Linked DNA regions of Homo sapiens: region 1 is linked to region 2. Evidence: chromatin loops called from intact Hi-C (ENCODE). Cell type or tissue: PC-3. All regions are shown on one strand. Links, peaks and the distances in the headings refer to the core of each region. The heading gives the core; the rest is flanking DNA. Region 1 has its middle 21 kb from the start of TIAM1-AS1. Region 2 has its middle 50 kb from the start of TIAM1-AS1.

Evidence for each region. Peaks named below come from ENCODE experiments on the same cell type or tissue, not always from the same donor. Only the 100,000 strongest peaks of a DNase experiment are listed, where the experiment ranks them.
Region 1: it touches region 2 in a loop (2.9-fold over the local background); 5 of 110 quality-filtered maps call a loop at or near these places.

The regions. Positions count from the first base shown.
Region 1 is chr21:31,576,407-31,584,737 of GRCh38, forward strand. No RefSeq gene overlaps it. Among named protein-coding and RNA genes, the nearest start is that of TIAM1-AS1, 21 kb to the left of the region's middle. RefSeq lists enhancers at 6,995-7,779, 7,780-8,331. In PC-3, for the core only: a CTCF peak has its summit at 4,569 (motif pointing left); a DNase peak (open chromatin) is centred at 4,565.
Region 2 is chr21:31,505,515-31,513,845 of GRCh38, forward strand. It overlaps a transcript of TIAM1 not described here. Among named protein-coding and RNA genes, the nearest start is that of TIAM1-AS1, 50 kb to the right of the region's middle. RefSeq lists a silencer at 4,287-4,346. In PC-3, for the core only: a CTCF peak has its summit at 4,260; a DNase peak (open chromatin) is centred at 4,287; H3K4me3 peaks cover 586 bases; H3K27ac peaks cover 1,368 bases.

The sequences.
Region 1 (8,331 bases), core at 272-8,271, 71 kb after region 2:
ATCACTAGTTTGGGAGGAGGGGAGGAGGCAAGGAACAAGACAGAGAAGGTACAGTCGCCTACAGTTGTCATTGTTTTGTCCGCTTGGCACATATCTCCTCCCTTTCTTTTAGTATTAGGAACTCTCTTTCTCACGGAGAACCCATTAACCCATTCCCGTGTGATTTAGCTGGAGTTCTTCCAGCAGCATCATACAAGTGGGCACATGGCCAACCCTCCCAGGCCAATCAGAGTGCATGCCATTTTCCGGGTTACTGTGATGGGTTGAGAGGTGGGCTCAAAAGCTGTGAGTCAGAACCTGGCTGGGCCAGTCGGAATTGCTCCTCCAGTTTTCCTATGGAACTCTTGGGAGAATGACATGTTCTCTAGAGCAGAAGCCATGAAGAAAGCTAAGCTGAGAGCTGTCAGAGATGATCTTGGCTTCCATGTGGAGCTATCTGGCCAGAGAATATGGCCCAAAGGAAAGCAGAAATGACAGAGAAGCAGGGGTACAGGAAAGGGGTCTAAATGGCATAATTTGGCTTCCTGAATCCAACTCTACCTGAAGCCATTCCCATTCCTTACTTATGCTGCCCAGATATGGGGAACTAATACATCTCTTTTTTTCCTTACAGTGGTTTGAATTGCATTTATATCACAGGCAAAAACAAAAAACAAACAAACAAAAAAAACACCTTGACAAAGATGGAAAGTAAAGGAGAAAGATGGAGACTGGGTTGGACAGGATGGGTGGTCTCTGAGGGCTCTAAATGCCAGGCAGAGAAGCTTGCCTTATTATGATACATAAATCCTTTCTGGAAAGAGGTGAGAAATGCTGTTATCCACCTTTAGCTCTGATTCTTCCCTTCATGTGCTGAGGGGCACTAAGAAGACTCTTTCTTTTAACTGTAAGAAGAGGGTAACAGCCACATTTCACTCCAAACCATTAATTTAATAAGTTTAGACAGAAGAGATTATTAGCCTCAGAAGGTGTTGCTTTCATTATCATTGAAATGTGCTTTTTCTGCTTTCTACTATGTTCTATTCTTCCCTCCCTGAATGCCCACATGCAAATTAGGGAATGTTGCAATGCCCAGAGCAGAGTTATAACATCCAGCTGTACTACAACAGCAGTTTTACATAAATGGCCATCCTCTAAACTGTGGACATTTGATAAAGTATGTGGGCTCTTCTCATAATTAAAAGCCCAAAAGGGAACCAAGGAAACACAGAGAACATTATTCTAGTGACTTATAAAACTGGGCTGGAGAAAATCTCCTATGTCTAGAGGTGGAAGAGAAAGGATAAAAAAGGAGAAGGAGTAGAACAGAAAATGCAAATGAGAAAAAGAGATGGCGGTGGAAAGAAGGGCTGCAGTAGAAGACAGGAGAGAATAGAGCAAGCAGAGGCAGGAAGCCAAGTACGAAAAGGAGGAGAGGAGTGGGGAGTGTTTAGATCAAGACTCTTCTCTTGGCTGGGCGCAGTGGCTCACACCTGTAATCCCAGCACTTTGGGCGGCCGAGGCGGGCGGATCACCTGAGGTCAGGAGTTCGAGACTAGCCTGGCCAACATGGTGAAACCCCATCTCTACTAAAAATACAAAGATTAGCTGGGCATGGTGGCACACACCTGTAGTGCCAGCTATTTGGGGAGGCTGAGGCAGGAGAATCGCTTGAACCTGGGAGGCGGAGGTTGCGGTGAGCCAAGATCGTGCCACTGCAGTCCAGCGTGGGTAACAGAGGGAGACTCCATCTCAGAAAAAAAAAAAAGCCAGGCAAGGTGGCTTTTGCCTGTAATCCCAGCACTTTGGGAGGCCAAGACAGGTGGATCACGTGAGGTCAGGAGTTCGAGACTAGCCTGGCCAACATGGTGAAACCCCATCTCTACTAAAAACGCAAAGATTAGCTGGGCATGGTGGTGCACACCTGTCGTCCCAGCTACTTGGGGAGGCTGAGGCAGGAGAATTGCTTGAACCTGGGAGGCAGAGGTTGCAGTGAGCCAAGATCGCACCACTGCACTCCAGCCTGGGCAACAGACAGAGACTCCATCTTAGAAAAAAAATAAAAATAAAAAATAAGGCCAGGCAAGGTGGCTTACGCCTGTAATCCCAGCACTTTGGGAGGCCAAGGCATGTGGATCACGAGGTCAGGAGTTCAAGACCAGCCTGGCCAACATGGTGAAACTCCGTCTCTACTAAAAATACAAAAATTAGCCAGGTGTGGTGGCGGATGCTGTTAATCTCAGCTATTCGGGAGGCTGAGACAGGAGAATCGCTTGAACCCAGGAGGCGGAGGTTGCAGTGAGTCGAGATCGCACCATTGCACTCCAGCCTGGGCAACAAGAGTGAAACTCCATCTCAAGACCCTTCTCTTCTCTGGACCTCCATTTCCTCCTCTGGGGCATCCATAGGCAGAGCCAACTACATAATTTGCAGGGCCTGATACAAAATCGAAACGTGGAGCCCTTTGTTCAAAATGTACTCAAAATTTGGAGGCAGCAGCAGCACAGCATTAAACCAACTGTGGGGACCTGTGCAACCATGGAGGTCACATGCCCATGAAGCTGGCTCTAATAAATTAGATCAGGATTTTCAGAAGGTGTTCTGTAAACTCCAGATATTCCAAAAACAAAAGATTCCTTATTCTCATCTCTAGGAAGTGGGGCACATTTCCCCATCCCTTCATTGAAGATTCAAAATGCGCGTGAACTGCTCCAGAAAGCCCTGCTTGAAAGCAAGAAACGTGTGTGCCTTCATTTCAACCAGTTTCTCAAATGTATTTGACCATAGCAACATTTTTTCCCCAATTCTCCATATTAATACCCCATATAACCCATTTTGCAAAATGCTTGAAGTCGATGGTCTTGAGGTCCCTGGAGCTAGAAAAGGCATTAGCAGTCACCCACAGCAGCCCCTCCTGCCCTGAGATTGGATGCTCACAAATCTGCTCTTCTTGGCCTTGATGATGACAGTGGTCTCTTTCTTCCAGATTTGATGAGTGTGGGGCATGGGAGGAGATTACTGGGGTTGCAAAACCTGCAGCAGGTTCTCAAAGATGACATATCAACTCCCCTAAATGCCCCTCCACTCAGGCACCATGAAAGCCTTTGTTTTAATACACTCAAAATGTTGCCTCTTCACGGCCGGGCACAGTGGCTTATGCCTATAATCCCAGCACTTCGGGAGGCTAAGGCGGGTGGATCATGAGGTCAAGAGATCGAGACCATCCTGACCAACATAGTGAAACCCTGTCTCTACTAAAAATACAAAAAAAAAATCAGCTGGGCGTGGTGGTGCATGCCTGTAGTCCCAGCTACTCAGGAGGCTGAGGCAGGAGAATCACTTAAACCCGGGAGGCAGAGGTTGCAGTGAGCCGAGATCACGCCACTGCACTCCAGCCTGGGTTACAGAGTTAGACTCCGTCTCAAAAAAAAAAAAAAAAAAAAAAAGTTACCTCTTCACTAATTTCTAATCTCCCCAGAAAATTTGTAAGGGGGTTTTGATACCATATGTAGGACAGGAATAAATACAATGTTTATAGAACTCTTGCATCTCAGATCATTGTATTCAATTCAAAGTGTGTAATTTTATTTGGGGAGGATTTATGCTGAGAACTATCAGTATCCCAGCGCCTTTGATCAGGAACCCAGGAACTCCTAAAGTGTAGACCATTATCCCCTATAGAGATTAGTTAACTTTCAATCTGGGTAAGAAGAATAAAGTTTTTTTGCAAAAGAAAGCCCAAATGCCATCTTTTTCCTTCTCCATAAACACTAGGATAAGAAGAGACTTATAAGTAGAAGCTTGAGGTTGAATCTCATCTCTATCTTTGTTGCACTGAACTAATCACTACATCCCCTCTCTGCCTTTGTTTTCTCATCTGTAAAGTGGGAATAATAATAGTAGCAAAGATTCTTCTAGCAATAAGATAAATGCATGAGAAAGCTGTCTAAAAATTGAACTGTAGCAAGCATGGCTAAAGCACTTCTTACCTATTACAAATGTCTAGAGCCAAATTTCCACAGTACGGCATGGACAGATGATTTTAAAATCAGAAAGAAAAAAACAGTTATAAAAATACTTAGTGAGATTTGGCCAGGCATGGTGGCTCACACCTGTAATCCCAGCACTCTGGGAGGCCAAGGCGGGCAGATCACGACGTCAGGAGATCCAGACCATCCTGGCCAACATGGTGAAACCCCGTCTCTACTAAAAATGCGAAAATTAGCCAGGTGTGGTGGCAAATGCCTGTAATCCCAGCTACTTGGGAGGCTGAGGCAGGAGAATCGCTTGAACCCAGAGGCGGAGGTTGCAGTGAGCTGAGATCGTGCCACTGCACTCCAGCCTGGGTGACAGAGCGAGACTCCGTCTCAAAAAATAAATAAATAAATAAAAATAAATACTTAGTGAGAGTCTCCCTCACTGGTCACTTTGCTTGGGGGTTCAAATTATAACCCAAAGCTATGGAATATGCTTACTTGGGAGATTCTTACAGCTCCTATACATGAATCTTTTTGAAACATATCAAGGGTCCTTAGAAATCTGATCTGGTGTGACTCTCAGAGCACTCTGATGACACCTGCTGGCTAGGCATGGTGTGACAAGTGTGTTCTAGTCTGGACAGACGGAGATGGTCTGGAACCCCTGAGTGGAGTACCTGGGAAGCTGAGGCTGGAGAGAAATCCTGACCTTCAATCTTGCTGTGCAAAGTGTGGTCCTAGGGCCTGCAGTATCGGGATCACTAGGAGCTTGTAAATGTGGGATCAGACTCTACATTTTTTTTTTTAGAGACCGGGTCTTGCTGTGTTACCCAGGCTGGTCTCAAACTCCTAAGCTCAAGCAATCCTCCTGCCTCAGCCTCCTGAGTTGCTGGGAATACAGGCACTGGCTCAGACTCTACATTTTCATGAGATCCTCCAAGTGATTCGTGTGTGCTTTAGCGTGAAAGAAACATGTTCTAGTGTTCTAGAGGACTTAATCTAGTGACTAAGCGTCTATGTCAAAGAAAAAAATTTTTTCTTTTTTTGAGACAAGAATCTCACTCTGTCACCCAGACGGTAGTGTTATTGTGTCATCCCAGTTCACTACAACCTCCACCTCCCAGGCTCAAGCGATCTGCCCACCTCAGCCTACCAAGTAGCTGGGACCACAGGCACGAGCCACCACGCCTGGCTAATTTTTGTATTTTTTGTAGAGACAAGGTTTCACCATGTTACCCAGACTGGTCTTGAACTCCTGAGCTCAAGCAATCCACCCACATCAGCCTCCTGAAGTGCTGGGATTACAGGCATGAGCCATTGTGCCTGGCTGAAAAAAAAATTTTAGCTCCACATAGGGCTAGCAACTCACAGAAAGCTTGGCACTTCTGCTGTTTCTGGTCCAAGCCTTTCGTTACACCAGTGCATAAACAGGCCCATTGCCCCACAACAGTTTTTCTTATTTTCATTTTTATCCTGTTTTCTACTTATTCTGTTGAAGACATTTTTCCTCCCAGAGGAATATTCCTACAATTCTGTAACAAAATGATAGGAAAACAGGATTCCCATTACAGAAAATTTGCTTTAAGATCGTATTTTTCAAAATACAAAGGTTTCTTAGAAGTGTTTTTGTGCTTTTTTTAAATGTTCTGTGTACTGGTCATACCTACAAATAACAAATAATAATAATAGCACGGCCAGGCGCAGTGGCTCACTCCTGTAATCCTAACACTTTGGGAGGCCGAGGCAGGTGGATCACGAAGTCAGGAGTTTGAGACCAGCCTGGCCAACAGTGAAACCCCATCTCTACTAAAAATACAAAAATTAGTTGGGCATGGTGGCACGCACCTGTAGTCCCAGCTACTCAGGAGGCTGAGGCAAGAGAATCACTTGAACCCGGGAGGCGGAGGTTGCAGTGAGCTGAATTTGCACCACTGTACTCCTGTCTGGGCCACAGAGCGAGAATCCATCTCAATAATAATAATAACAATAACAATAATAATAATAACAGCACAAGGGAAGCAGGACTGGTGCTCTCCCCACAAACACCTGATACATTCATTTCTGTTGCCTTGTTTGTAATAGAAATAGAGTCTAGGTAATATAAGCAAAAAAGAAATAAACAAAGGAAATGTATTAGATGGATATGGTGGTGGCTTATAGAAAAACAGTACAAGCTGAACAACGACATCTCACAAAGGACAGGAAACGGTATTAGGTGTCCAGGAAGCTGGTGTTTCCAGGGCAACACCTTTGGGACAATTGTTTTCAGCCCTGCCTGTGTCACTGATCAGTATACAAATTCTGGGGATAGAGAGTCTGTTAGGCCTCACTTGGTTCATGTCCAGCCTTTGGATAAAGAAGGGCAGGACATTCTGATTTCAGGACTCCCCAAAAGTGTATCTGCGGAGGAAGGCAGGGTTGAGCATCCATTCTGGTTGGTTGAATGTGGTCATGCCCAAGCATTCCAGTTGTTGCAGATTTTGACTATCACCCTGAGAGAGGGGTAAATCCCCAGAGGTGAGGTTTTCAACGGGGTGTGGTAGCTCACGCCTGTAATCCCGGCATTTTGGGAGACTGAGGTGGGCGGATCACCTGAGACCAGCCTGGCCAACATGGTGAAGCACTGTCTCTACTACAAAATACAAAAATTAGCCAGATGCGGTGGTGGGCACCTGTAATCCCAGCTACTTGGGAGGCTGAGGCAGGAGAATCGCTTGAGCCTGGGAGGTGGGGGTTGCAGTGAGCCAAGATCATGCCACTGCACTCCAGCCTGGGCGACAGAGTGAAAATCTATTTAAAAAAAAAAAGAAAGAAAAAGAAAATTGATGTTTTCAAGCTGAAAAGAAGAAAAGGTTAATAGGCAGGTGAAACCATGCCTCTGTATTGTGAGATACATATCCCCCATAGTATTGACTGGTAAGAATATTTATAGCCTATTTACTCTAAAGCCCATGTATTATTATTATTCCAAACCCATTGATTATTATTATTCCAAAACATATCTATTTTTAACTGTTTAAGCACATTATTGGAACATGCACTGAGAGCTTGATGGTCTTTGATTCTTCAAGGCAAATCAACTTTCTACCACGTCATCGGAATAAAACAGAAATTAAACAGTTGAAAGGGCCTCTACTCCCCCAAGACCTCTGGTGTCCACCCCCATCTAATATTCTTATGTATTCATAGGCGATGTTAAATAAATGGCAAGAATCTCCTATTTCTTTTTTACATAAGAAGAAAGACTGCATAGCTATGAAAAATACACTCTGTCACCAGAGCCACGCAAGAGATCTTTAGAGGAATAAATAGCCGCAGTCTCATAGCAACATTCAGATGAACAATGCTGAGAGCTGAAAGATGTTCTTCGGTTAGAAATTCATGCCTACAAAAGAATACCATCCACGAAGTTCCTCACTGTTAATTACAGATAGTAAAGCCAGTCCACAGGCAATGGAAATGAGGGTCCATCATGCAGCCGGCTTCTTGGGAAGGACTGACCAATATCCTCAGAAAGCTAAAATGAATGAATATGCTTTTTTTTTTTTTTTTTTTTTTTTATTGATCATTCTTGGGTGTTTCTCGCAGAGGGGGATTTGGCAGGGTCATAGGACAATAGTGGAGGGAAGGTCAGCAGATAAAACAAGTGAACAAAGGTCTCTGGTTTTCCTAGGCAGAGGACCCTGCGGCGTTCCGCAGTGTTTGTGTCCCTGGGTACTTGAGATTAGGGAGTGGTGATGACTCTTAACGAGCATGCTGCCTTCAAGCATCTGTTTAACAAAGCACATCTTGCACCGCCCTTAATCCATTTAACCCTGAGTGAACACAGCACATGTTTCAGATAGCACAGGGTTGGGGGTAAGGTCACAGATCAACAGGATCGCAAGGCAGAAGAATTTTTCTTAGTACAGAACAAGATGAAAAGTCTCCCATGTCTACTTCCTTCTACACAGACACGGCAACCATCCGATTTCTCAATCTTCTCCCCACCTTTCCCCCCCTTTCCATTCCACAAAACCGCCATTATCATCATGGCCTTTTTTTTTTTTTTTTTTTGAGACAAGGTCTCTCTCTGACCCCCAGGCTGGAGTGCAGTGGCACGATCTCGGCCCACTGCAACCTCCACCTCCTAGGTTTCAGCAATTCTCCTGCCTCAGCCTCCCAAGTAGCTAGGATTACAAGTGCCTGCCACCACGTCTGGCTAATTTTTGTTTTTTTAGTAGAGACGGGTTTCACCATGTTGGCCAGGTTGGTCTCGAACTCCTGACCTCAGGCGATGCGCCCATGTTGGCCTCCCAAAGTGCTGGGATTACAGGCATGAGCCACTGCACCCAGCCAAATCTGCATATTATAGAGAGGTCTCAGTAACCAGACC
Region 2 (8,331 bases), core at 231-8,230:
GACTAAGATAACTACTTCAACCAGCACACTCTGGAGCCCATGGAATTGGAAGAGCACTCATTGAGTGTAGACATTGCAGAGAATTGTGGGGGAAAAAATCAGTGGATCAGCATTACCGTCTTAGATGTTTAAAGCCTCTGAAGTTTTCTTAGATGGAAAGATCATCAAAGGTTACTATTCCAGCTCATTTTAAAAGCTGATGCCAGGCCGGGCACGGCATCAGATTTTTTTTGTAATCCTAGCAGTTTGGGAGGCTGAAGCGGGCGGATCACCTGAGGTCGGGAGTTCGAGACGAGCATGGCCAACACAGTGAATGAAACCCCGTCTCTACTAAAATTACAAAAATTAGCCGGACGTGGTGGCGGGTGCCTGTAGTCCCAGCTACTTGGGAGGCTGAGGCAGGAAAAATGCTTGAACCCAGGAGGCGGAGGTTGCACTGAGCCAAGATCTTGGGCCACTGCACTCCAGCCTGGGCGACACGGTGAGACTCTGCCTCAAAAAAAAAAAAAAAAAAAAAGGCTGATGCGCACAACAGGAAACGACCAACTTGCTCAAGGTCCCACAGCTTGCTGGAGACAAAGCTCTGATTACAACCCAGGCACTGATGGCTGCCCTCATAGTTTTCTGCCCAGCACGACTCCTCTTCACAGCAGGAAATCAGCCACCTACACAGGCTCCCTCCCCATTTCCATCTCTCTTCCCATCCCTAATAGCACTCTCTCTAAACTCACGCACTCTCACACACGTACACACACACACACACACACATATGCATCTGCATCTTTTTCCTCCCTTCCATATCTTTTTTTAAGGTATAAGAAATACATATACCATAACATCTATCATCTTAACCCTTCTTAAGTGTACAGTTCAGTGTTATTAAGTACATTCACATTATTGTGCAACTATCACCAACATCCATCTTCCGAACTCTTTCCATCTTGCTAAACTGAAAGTCTATACCCGTCCAACACAAACTCCCTTGAATTTCACTACTCTAGGTCCCTCATACAAGTGGAATCACATAGTATTTCTCTTTCTGTGTCTGGCTAATTTTACTTAACGTAATGTCTTCAAGATTCATCCATGTTGTAGCATGTGTCAGAATTTCCTTCCTTTTTGGCCAGGCACAGTGGCTCATGCCTGTAATCCCAGCACTTTGGGAGGCTGAGGCAGTTGAATCACTCAAGGTCAGGAGTTCAAGACCAGCCTGGGCAACATGGTGAAACCCCATCTCTATTAAAAATACAGAACTTAGCCAGGCATGGTGGCGCAAGCCTGTAATCCTAGCTACCTGGGTGGTTGAGGCAGGAGAATCACTTTAACCGGGAGGCAGAGGTTGCAGTGAGCCGAGATCGTGCCACTATACTCCAGCCTGGGCGACAGAGGGAGACCCTGTCTCAAACAAACAAACAAAAAACTCCCTTCTTAAGGCTAAATCATATTCCACTGTACGTATACACATTTTGTTGACCCACTCAATCAACAGACACTTGGGTTGCTTCCTCTTTTGGCTATTGTGAATAATGCTGTTATGTGCGTGGGTATGCAAATATCTCTCTAAGTGTCTGCTTTCAATTCTTTTGGGTAGAGACCCAGAAGTGAAATTGCTAGATCATATGGTAATTCTATTTTTAATTTTTTGAGGTGCATGCACCTTTTTAATTTTTTTTTTTTTTTTTTTTTTTTTTTTTTTTTTTTTTTTTTTTGAGACAGAGTCTTTCTCTGTCGCCCAGGATGGAGTGCAGTGCAAGGATCTCAGCTCATGAAACCTCTGCCTCCTGGGTTCAAGCAATTCTCTTGCCTCAGCCTCCTGAGTAGCTGGGATTACAGGCACCTGCCACCATGCCCCGCTAATTTTTTTGTATTCTTAGTAGAGATGGGGTTTCACCATGTTGGCCAGGCTGGTCTTGAACTCCTGACCTCAAGTGATCTGCCCACCTCAGCCTCTCAAAGTGCTGGGATTACAGGTGTGAGCCTGTAAAAGGGACCATGTCTGGTCCCTTTTAAAATTATATCACACTTCTCCATAACTACAACTAATAGCAAAATATGTTTTCTTTTTTATTCAACTAATGTTTATTCAGCACCAATTATATGGTAGGCCTTGGGCTATGTACCTGGGATACGATCAATCATGACCTAAAGTCATGGTCCCCGTCCTCTTGGGACTCACAGTCTAGCAGGAGGGACAGACAGGAATCAGATCACAGGCAGCTATCTGGAGCAGACAGACAACAGTGAAACTGACGCAGGCAGCAGTAACTCTGCCATCAATCATATTATGGGAAGGTGTTTTAGGGTGGTAGCCCAGGGGTGGGTGTGTGCTGTGGGTTGAATTGAGTGCCTTAAAAGATATGCTGAAGTCCTACCTGTCCTACCTCCCAGAACCTGTGACTGTGACCCAACTGGAAATAGGGTCTTCGTAGACATAATCAAGTTAAGATGAAGTCATACTGGCTTAAGGTGGGCCCTATTCTAATGACCAATGTCCTAATAAAAAGAGGGAGACTTGGACACAGACAGACATGGGGAAGGAGGACATGGAAGACACAGACAGGGACAGGAAGGACGCAGCTGCACACTGAGGAAGCCACCAGAAGCTGGAAGAGGGAAGGACAGGTTCTTCCTTAGAGCCTTCAGAGTGAACGTGGCCCTGCTCACACCTCAGTCGTGGACTTCGAGCCTCCTGAACTGTGGGAGACTACATTTGCATTGCTTGACGCTTCCCCTCCATGGTACTCTGTTAGCACAGCCCTAGGAAACCCTACAGGGTGGAACGTAGTCCTAGGTTGGATTCTTTTCTACCTTTCCTTGGAGTGGGGAGGAGAGAGATAGAGAAATAAAGAACTAGGTTTTCATATTGAAATTTCTTTTTTTTTTTTTTTTTTGAGACAGAATTTGGCTCTTGTTGCCCAGGATGGAGTGCAATGGCACAATCTCGGCTCACTGCAACCTCCGCCTCCCGGGTTCAAGCGATTCTCCTGCCTCAGCCTCCTAAGTAGCTGGGATTACAGGCATAAGCCACCACCACACCCAGCTAATTTTGTATTTTCAGTAGAGATGGGGTTTCTCCATGTTGCCAGGCTGGTCTCAAACTCCTGACCTCAGGTGATCTGCCCGCCTCTGCTTCCCAAAGTGCTAGGATTACAGGCATAAACCACCGCGCCCAGACTCATCTTGAAATTTCTAACCAACTTTCGATCCTGGCCTGTGGACCTGGGTCTCAGCTTCTGACTCTGTAGGGTGAGTGTGCCCTTAGACTATATCCGAGATCCTAGCGTTGAAGTGGTCCTAAGGTTCCCACGGAGTCTTTTTCAAGCTAGCCCACAGGGCAGTTCCTGATCACCCCCATGGGAGACCTATGCGCACACTATTGGTATTAAGATATGACTTGCTGCAGGACATTTAGCAAACTGGGCTGTGCTACGAACTCACCTGCCCCTCCCCCATGCCTTGTCATGAACAAAAATGCCTCCACCCCCATGTCTAGAGAAGCCAGCAAGAGGTGAGACCCCCTGGAGGGAATGAGTCTTAAAGCTGGGTCATAGAGCAGGCCACTGATTTTCCATGAGATCTATGTTTGAATACATTTGGAGTATCTGCGTGCCTCCGTGGTGGAGATTATGGGGTATGGAGGGCACCCTGCACAACGGTTCTTCAGGACTACCCGACAAACCCTACCTGCTGAGACTGGGAGGTCACCCCAGGGAGACTCACCCATTTAGGGAACCACTACTACAGCTGGGAGTGTCTCACCCTGTTGGATGGATCAGGCATGGCATGGGGAAGCCTCCTGAATATGACATGGAAAAAGGAAGCAGACATCCCCCGGCAGAGGTGCAAACCCAGCTCTCCTGGAGTCCTGCAAAGCCCCCAGGACCCACTCAAGGGCCATGTGAGCACCAAGTCACCTGCCTGGCACAGGCGCCACTTCCCACCCGCTCCTCGGGCACCCAACTGTTCCAGCACTCATCACTGCACCTCCTCCGCCACTGTCAACACAAACACCCACACCCAGGCAGGAAGTAAAAATAACCAGCCGTTTCATAGCATGTCTCATGCCTCATCTCCTTCCCGAGGCACGCCTCTCTCAGTCCCCTGCAGGCATCAAGGACCCACAGAGAGGAGAGAGAGGCAGGGAGTTAAGACAGTTCCAATGCCCTGTGCTTTGTCTACACTGTCAGACAGAGATCATCTCTAAAAGGGATAAAAGTCAGAGGCCCTTCCCTTGCAACAAAGACGGGGCTGCATGTTTCTCTCTCAGGGGCGCCCCCTACCTGGAAGGACAGTTCTTTCTACCAGTAAATTCCACGTGCCTGGAGAGCCGCAGAACTTCAGGGATGAGTCAGCCAATTACCGCTGGGCCCCTCCCCACCACGAGAGTGTGTTTATCTATCTCAGGCAGAGGTACTAGTGCCCAGGCAGAAAAGACATGAAAATCACAACCCCAGACCAGAACTAGCATCTTTTATGAGGCACAGCCATCAAAGGACCTCCTGACAGCAAAGCCTGGTGCTATGGTTCTGAAGTGCATCCCCCAAAAAGATATGCTGAAGTCCTAACCCGGGGTACCCGTAAATGTAACTGCATCAGTTTGCTAGGCTTGCCATAACAAAATACCAGAGTCTAGGTGGTTTGAACAACAGCAACTTATTATCTTACAGTTCTGGAGACTGGAGTCCGCGACCAAAGGGCCAGCAGGGTGGTTTCTCCTGAGGCCTCTCCTCGGCTGGCAGATGGCTGCCTTCTTTCTCGCTGTGTCCTCACACAGCCTCTCCTCTGTGCGTGCACATCCCTGGTGCCTCTATGACCAAATTTCCTCTACTCATAAGGACAACGGTCAGATGGATTAGAGCCCACCCTAAGGACCTCATTTGCACTTCATCATCTCTTTAGAAGTCCTGTCTCCAAATACAATCACATTCTGGCGTAATGAGGGTTCGGGATTCAACATATGAAGTTTCAACATAGGAAGTTTTGGGGGAACACATTTCAGCCCATAACAGACCTCATTTGAAAACTGTTGGGCTCACACCTGTAATCCCAGCACTTTGGGAGGCCAAGGCGGATGGATTGCCTGAGGTCAGGAGTTTGAGACCAGTCTGGCCAACAAGATGAAACCTCGTCTCTACTAAAAATACAAAAAATTAGCCGGGCGTGGTGACAAGCACCTGTAATCCCAGCTACTCAGGAGGCTGAGACGGGAGAATTGCTTGAACCCAGGAGGCGGAGGTTGCAGTGAGTTGAGATCATGCCACTACACTCCAGCCTGGGCTACAAGAGTGAAACTCCATCTCAAAAAAAAAAAAACAAAAAAAACTGTTTACTTTTTATGATCATGTCTTGCAGATGTAATTCATTAAGATGAGGACATATTGGAGTAGGGTGGTCCCTGAGTTCCTATGACTGGTGTCTTTGCAAGAAGAAAAAAGACACAAAGATACACACAGTGAAGGTAACCATTTGAAAGCAGAGACACATAGGACAACGCCATGTGGCAACAGAAGAGAGACAAGTCAAAGAATGCCATAGGTTGCTGGGAAGCACCATAAGTTAGGAAAAGGCAAAGAAGGATTCTACACAGCATCACAGGAGGAACCAATGCCGCGGGCACCCTGAGTCTGGGCTTGTGCCCTGCAGAACAACGAGAGAATAAACTTGTGTTGTTCTAAGTCACCCTGTTGGTGGCACTTTGTTAGGGCAACCCTAGGACACTCAGCCCTAGGAAACCAGGGTGAGCAGTTGGCTGGGCACTAAAGGTTCAGACCTCTTGAGGCCGCTTAGCCATACATAGAAAGCCTCCGTCAACACTATTTCCTTCTAATAAAATTCAATAATTGACTTGCAATACAGCCTAGCAGAGGAATTCTTAGTGCGGACTCTGTGGCCAGACTGCCTGGGTTCAGAACCTTGGTCTGTCCCTTACCAGACATCTGACCTTGGCCAAGACACACCCCCAGGGCCTCAGTTTTCCTCATCTGTAAAAAGGGCATGATAATAATAGTATCTAGCTCATCCTGCTAGGAAAATCACATGAGGCAATACTTACGCAGCAATCAATGCCTGGCACCGAGTCCAAGCTATGCATGGGTTTGATAAGTCCTGACAAAGAGTTATGTCACCGACGTATGCTTCTCTCAGTTGTATGTGAAATCCCGAAGAATCCTGGGTCGGGCCTCCCCGATCCTGGACTGATCATGTGTAACCTTAAAATTCACCAAAGTTCCAGGAAGGCACTTTGCAGAAAGGGAAAATGTAATAATACAAAGGAAACATTCCTAAATGATTAAAATGTCCCAAACTTACACCTCGTTGCTAGGGCAAGGGAAAAATATTATAACAACAAAATTTAATTTGAGAATCTATTTGAAAAATCAGCTGGAAGTGACAGGCAGAAATAGACAAGAGAGACACCATCTCAGCCATGGGCACGAAGGAGAGTGGCAGGTTAGGGTCAAGTGGCAAACCACAGCCCGTGGCAAACTCCTGGGTATGTCACACACAAAAACGTTGACAAGACATTTACCTAAGCTGCCTGGGATGCACTGAATTTCCTTATCCTACTGCAATTTATTTTATTTGTTTATTTTATTTTTTGAGATAGGGTCTCACTCTGTTGCCCAGGCTGGAGTACAGTGGTACAATCTTGGCTCACTGCAGCCTTGACCTCCTAGGTTGAAGCGATCCTCCCACCTCAGCCTCCCAAGTAGCTGGGACTACAGGCACATATCACCATGCCCAGCTAATTTTTTTTCACTTTTTGTAGAGGTGGGGCCTCCCCTGTGTTGCCCAGGCTGGTCTCAAACTCCTGGGCTCAAGTCATCCACCCGCCTCGGCCTCCCAAAGTGCTGGAATTACAGGTATGAGCCATCTCATCTGGCCACAATTTTATTTTTACTGTTGTCACAACAGCACTATATAAATCAATGAATGGCCTGTGACCCAGTTTGAAAACTACGGACACAGCCCTCTGCAAAATCCTTCCTACTTCATTTTTTCAGAATATTTAACTCCAGGGACTAAATTCTGAGGAAAACTCCCGGGACCTTCTTTTCTTTTCCAGAGTCAAAGACAGTCCTGTCTTTTTCTTTTTTCTTTTCTTTTTTTTTTTTTTTTTTGAGACAGGGTCTCACTCTGTCACCCAGACTAAAGTGCAGTGGCGTGATCTTGGCTCACCGCAACCTCCACCTCCCAGGCTCAAGCAATCCTCCCGCCTCAGACTCCCAAGTAGCTGGGACAACCGTTGCAAGCCACCATGCCTAGTTAGGTGTTTTTTTGTTTGTTTGTTTGTTTGTTTTGTATTTTTGGTAGAGACGGGATTTCACCATGTTGCCCAGACTGGTCTCAGACTCCTGAGCTCAAGTGATCCTCCTACCTCAGCCTCCCAAAGTGCTGTGATTACAGGCACGACACACGGCACCCAGCCAAAGACAGTCTTTTCTAACCATAGGGAAAACTATAATGTTCTAAAATAAACAATATGAGACTGGACACTAAAGACTATGAGGAAACAGGCTTCCAGAGGGCTAACTGCTCTATGCTAAAAATTCAGTGAAGTTTAACATTTACTCTTTTTTAACATAATTCTTAACTTCTAAAGCAATGCTATTTATTTTGTTTAATAAACATTTTCACACATGCCATATATATATGTTCCATACATATACACGTACCATGTTCCAGACACTATTTTAAACCCTTCACAAATATTAACTCATTTAATCCTCACAATGACCCTATGAAATAGGTAAACTATATGACACCATTTTACAGGTGGGGAAACTGAGGCCCAGAGAAGCTACCTGCCCAAAGTTAAGAGCTGGGATTCCAGTCCACTAGTCTGTGCTGCTCTAATTGATTTCTTCATCAATTTTCTCACTATCTCAGGTGCCCCTGTTCGCTATTAAGCGAACTTCCTCTTGAGTTTCAATGCTACCATGTTGTGAAATGCAAACTCTTAAACAAACAGCCCTGCCATTCAGGAGGGTGACCCACAAGCTCTCACCCTTTCAGCAGTCATCATCCCTTCCATGTTCTTTAGCAGTAGAATCAGACTGTCAAAATTAGCTCCTTAGAAACCAGAATATACCTATATTGAAAGAGCTAACTTCTGGATCTGTTTTAATGGAAACTCTTGTACAGATACCATGCCCTTCAGTTGTTTTCTTTAGGGTCAATCTAGACCTACTTGTAAAAATAAGGTTCTGGAGCCAGATGCAGTGACTCATGCCTGTAATTCCAGCACTTTGGGAAGCCGAGGCGGGTGGATCACCTGAGGTCAGGAGTTCAAGACCAGCCTGGCCAACATAGCGAAACCCCATCTCTACT